Linked DNA regions of Mus musculus: region 1 is linked to region 2. The links are chromatin loops, found by intact Hi-C in ENCODE. Cell type or tissue: left cerebral cortex. All regions are shown on one strand.

What was found. Hi-C counts contacts between places; a loop is a spot of excess contacts. Peaks named below come from ENCODE experiments on the same cell type or tissue, not always from the same donor. Only the 100,000 strongest peaks of a DNase experiment are listed, where the experiment ranks them.
Region 1: a loop joins it to region 2, with 9 times the contacts of the local background. A loop is called at or near these places in 1 of 42 quality-filtered maps.

Annotation. Positions count from the first base shown.
Region 1 is chr5:108,311,094-108,313,593 of GRCm38, forward strand. It overlaps Pigg (phosphatidylinositol glycan anchor biosynthesis, class G), which reads left to right and starts at 1,720. Exons shown (of 13, transcript NM_001310689.2): 1 at 1,720-1,985. The coding sequence starts at 1,832. In left cerebral cortex, a CTCF peak has its summit at 1,488; DNase peaks (open chromatin) are centred at 1,238 and 1,660; H3K4me3 peaks cover 1,779 bases; H3K27ac peaks cover 1,236 bases.
Region 2 is chr5:108,433,393-108,435,892 of GRCm38, forward strand. It overlaps Atp5k (ATP synthase, H+ transporting, mitochondrial F1F0 complex, subunit E), which reads right to left and starts at 1,007. Exons shown (of 4, transcript NM_007507.3): 1 at 934-1,007; 2 at 634-688; 3 at 339-437. The coding sequence starts at 969. Gm34319 (a long non-coding RNA gene) reads left to right here and starts at 1,009. Exons shown (of 3, transcript XR_003955776.1): 1 at 1,009-1,131. In left cerebral cortex, a CTCF peak has its summit at 1,083 (motif pointing left); DNase peaks (open chromatin) are centred at 589 and 1,054; H3K4me3 peaks cover 1,459 bases; H3K27ac peaks cover 1,022 bases.

The DNA of each region.
Region 1 (2,500 bases), 120 kb before region 2:
CAAATAAGCCTTTTGCTCCCAAAGATGTTTTGGTCATGGTGTTTTATAACAGCAATAGAAACCCTAAGACAACATGTAACACTTCAAACTATATAGTCTGAAGTTTTAATTGGTTAATCATTCTTGTAGGAAGTTAAGTGTAAGGTGGTATTCTTTCAGGAACTTTTGTTCATAGAAGTTCATGTTTATGTGAAATGAGGAATAATGTACACACTGCAGTTGGTAGTCTAGCGGGACAATAGAGTTCGTGTCTTCTGTGTTTTGTTTTGTTTTTCTCTTCTGCTTAGTTGTTCTGTCCATTATCAACACTAGGATATTAAAGTGTCTAAACAGTGTTCTTCTATTTCCTATTTCTACGTTCATTTGTCAGGACTTGCTACATGTACTTTACTGATATTTTATGTGCACATGCATGTATATTCCTGTGGTACTGTCTTACTGATATTTTGATTTAATAAGACAGTGTGGTATTGTCATAAAAACACCTAATTAATAAACTATGTCATTAACTAATCACTGATAAATTCAAAGGCTACACACACACACACACAATTTATTTGTTTGTTTATTTTTATTCCCTTCCCCCCTCCCCCAGACAGGGTTTCTCTATGTAGCTGCTGTCCTGGAACTTGCCTGGAAGTCACAGAGATCCATGACATAATATTTTTAACACCACTCATGTTGGGTAAACATGCAGAAGAATGGAACTGGACCCTTCCTTTATACATACAGAAATATCAAGTAAAAATGGGTTAACCACTAAAATTTAATATCTGAAGCTATAAAACTCCTATAAGAAAAAGGTGAGAAGAAACTTCACCAAAACTGATGCTTTTTTTCCCCCTTAAACATATAACACCAAATTCACAGAGAATTACCACCAAAAAAAAAAAAAAGTACGTGTGATTATGGTAAACTGAAAAAAAAAAAACATGAACTAGATGAAAATTTAGCTTACAAATCAAATATAAAGGTTGCTATCCAAGATATTAAGGAATTCATACAACTTAACAGCAGCAAAACCTCTATCTTGTTCTTGGCTTCCTAGAAAAACAGAGTTCGTGAGAAGGGGTTTGGGTCTTTTGACTTACAGAAGCAAGGTCCGCAAGGAGAATGAGTGTGCACAAAGGAAGACAAGGCTGGGGTGGACTCTGTTCAAAGACCGGCTTCTGTCTCATTGCATGAGCCCGGGAAAATTCCCGCATCTAGAGCGGAAAGACCTTGCCTACCAAACACGTGGCCCCCTACGGTTTAGAGGTTCCTTCCAGAGGACAGCTTTCCAAAGAAGGGGAGCACACTCACTGATTGCCAATCGCATCAGGATCGCTTAATCTGCAGGCTTGCCCCAGACCCGAGTCTGTCAGAGTCGTCCTGTCAGAAAACTGGGGCCATAACACCAGGAGGAAGTGAGTAGGACTAATAATACACCAGAAACACCAGCAGCTAAATACTGCACCGACACTGGGCAGCGCTAGATGCGCCTGGCTCAAGGCGCACAAACTTGGAATCCTGAGATGGCGGGGCAGGTGCGGGGACTCTCGGTGGCACCGGAAGCGAGGCTCCCGAATGGATCAGCCGGGGATTCCGTGGACCTTTGGGTTCGGGAGGAGGCAGGGACTCCCGGGAGAATCACCCCGGGGCCGGTCCGCGGGGAACGTCGTCAGGGAGCGACCGCGGGCACTCGCCACTCTGACGTACTTCCTGTGCGCTGGGGCTGGCGAGGCAGGCTGGGAGGGAGCTCTTGACAGTCCGGGTGTGGGCTCTGGGTGCGGGTTTGCAACGCCCGCTGTTACACTAAGTTTCGGGCCGACCGGCCCAGCGGCAGGGCAGAATGCGGCTGGGCTCCGGGGCCTTCGCTGCCAGCTGCGTAGCGATTGAGGTGATCGGGGTCGCGATATTTATTCGGGGATTCTTCCCAGCTCCTGTTCGTTCCTCTGCTAGACCAGAGCACGATGCAGAGACCCCAGCGCCCGAACCCGTAGCAGGTATAGCCCCCCGCCCCCATCTCGGTGGTTCCCGCTTTCATTCTGCCCCACCACGGAAACAATTTGTATTGTTTTAGTGTTGTTTGTGTATCATACACCTTCGAGGCATTCGCAGCCTCCCGCCCCATGTCGACCTATGTGATAATCAGAGGATTCCCAGAGTAACTCCGACTTTGCGTCTTGTTTGCCGCTGTTCAGTGATTCGTACCCCTTTTCCTAATAATCCTTTCAATCACTACCAATTTAGGTTTCCAGTTTTGGACCCATAGGGCATAACAGGTGATGTTTCTTCAGATCTCCTCCAGTTTTCTACAACTCTCCCCCAGAAGACCTCCCGGCCCTCAGTGCTTAGGGCCTCTCTGCATTAGCACCCTAGTAGCCTCACCAACACAGAAATAAACACCTGATACCCACTCCGCTGCAGTGAAACAGGTCCATATAATCACAGCCACTGGACATGTAAACCCATAGGTTCACTGCCTGCAAGACTAGGCTTTAGGGCAAGCTCAGGGAGG
Region 2 (2,500 bases):
GGGACTTGGGCTTTAAACAATCAAGAATCTAATTCCAAGAGAACCCTAACTTCATTACTAAAACCATCCTTTGCATCCCCAACTGCCTTCTCCATCTGACTGGAATCCACAGGAAGTCAACACAGAGGGGTCAGAGAGCCTGCTCAGCAGTAACCTCTCGAAAGGCAATTTGCAGATGCTACCCAAGAGAAGGGGCAGTATGCCTCTCACACTCCACTGGGCTCCACGGAGGACAGCACTGGACAAAACAGTCATGGGATGAGAGGCAGCCCCTGGTCCACTAAGCAGCAGCTACTTCCAGAAAACTCGGGGGTGTTGGGAGAGGCTAAAAGCCATACCTTCCGCCAGTTCTCTCTCAATCCGTTTCAACTCATCTAGTCTCTTCTTTTCCTCCGCTGCTATTCTCCTCTCCTCCTCTGCCCGGGGTTTTAGGTAACCTGGGGGGGAGTGGAAGCAATTAACTTCTCTGAAAATGCTGCTTCGTGAAAAAGCCGACTCCAAAATCTCCAGATAGCTGTTCCCACCTGCCCCCCTCTAGGGCCTGGCATCATCTCCCTCCCAAGGAACTGCAGGCTCGAGCAGTGTCACACAGCCTTTCACCCGGAATCCCGTTCTCCCGGTCCCCAAACTCACTGTAGCGCTTGGCGCCGTATGCCATGCCGATGATCAGAGCGGAGTACCGGCCGAACTGCAGAAGAAAACATTATAGTAGAAGGCACACCGAGGGAACAAGGGGATCGCAGGGGTCGGACATCGAGGAGTACTGGGAGAGGGAGTACGGGGCGGGTGTGTGTGCAAGGGTTGCAGGGCCGGGATTGCTCGAGACCACAGCCAGCAGTCCCAAGGGTGGGCAATGCTAAGTCACGGGAGGGGAGGGGAAAGGGGGCATAGAGGAGCTTTGAGCACCGCGCAACAACGGGGATGAGGATTCACCTTGATGAGTGGAGAGACCTGAACCGGGGGCACCATTTTGTCCGTGACCTTCGCGCCGGAAGCTCAACTGAGGCGGAAGACAGAGAATGAAAGCCGCCTCCTGAAGCCAGAAAGGCGCATGCGCCGCAGTGAAAGCGCTGCCCCCTAGCGACTGGAGGATAGCCGAGCGTTCCCACGGGGCTGGTTACTACTCTCCAGGTAGGAAGTCTAGGCTGTTAGTGTAAGCTGGCTTCAAAAGGGTGGTGACACAGAGCCTCGTTACTTCAGCACCGGCGTGTAATGACTGACCAGCCCTGGAATCTGTCGCCCACCTGTTGTGGACTGGAGCACGCAAACAATCCCTTTATCTCTTGGAACAGACGAGCACACCTGGCCGACTCCAGCGGCCCATTGGGTGCGGTGGGTTTGGGCATGAGATTACAGAACTTGTATTGGCCCTTCCTGAGAGGTCAGCAACCTTCCAGGGCTTTCCTGCAATTTCCGGCATTGGACACATATGTCCTCCGACCAGTGTTTTCTCGCCCAGAGCTCCTAATTTCCATTGGGCTTTACAGGTAATGTTCATCCAAATGAGGCTAACCCCTGCATCTCCCTGCCCACACTCTCAGGACTACAGATCCTGAGTCCTATTGACCTCCTTTTCAGGCCTCATAGAGACTGACCATGGAGCACCCAGATTGCCAAACTTACCTTTCTGCAGTCCATGTCCCCAGAGTGGGTACCTCTCTAGCAGCCATGTCGGTCTAGACCAACCCTTTGTGATCCCTTTGGCAAACACTTATCTCCAAAAGTATTTACATTATGACCCATAACAGTAGCAAGATTACAGTTATAAAGTAGCAATGAAAATAATGTTATGTATGGGGAGGGTCACATAAGGAGCTGTATTAAAGGGTCACAGCATTAGGAAAGTTGAGCATCATTGGCCTGGGATGGGGCAAGATGGAGACAAGGTGATTATCAGCTGTGTCTATTGGCAAGCATCTTTGTGTACATCTGTCATAGTATAGATTGTAGCCACCCACTGAATGGCTGGCTTTACCCCAATGCCCCATAGTGACTTGAAATCTTCCTAAGGCTGTTGATTGAACCAGCCTCCTCAGTTTTGCATTGCACCAGGGCTTGGAAAGGTACACAGTCTGTAGGGATGGGGTATCTTTTCCTGACTCTTTATAGTCCATACTTATAAAGAGAACATAATTATGAATATAAAGTGGATAAAATGCAGCAATGAAAACTGCAGGACTCATAATAGGTACCCAGCTCTCCGGGGCCATCAGAAGAGGAACCATTGCCCTAGGCTCTGGAACTTTGCCTACATTTGATCTGGAGTCAAAGCCCTAGTTCTTCTCTGTTAGAATCCTAGAAATGTTCCTAAACTGAGACGAGAATTACCCAGGCCATGTGCCACAGGTGCTCCACATACTCTTACCTTGCCTTTGAGACGTTCCTCACTCCCATCCCTACCTGAGCCACAGTGAGATTCCTGCCCTCCTGCCAACTCACTGCTCCCCAAGGAAGCTGCAAAGGCATGCTAACCTACAAGGCACCAAGTAAACTTCCTCAC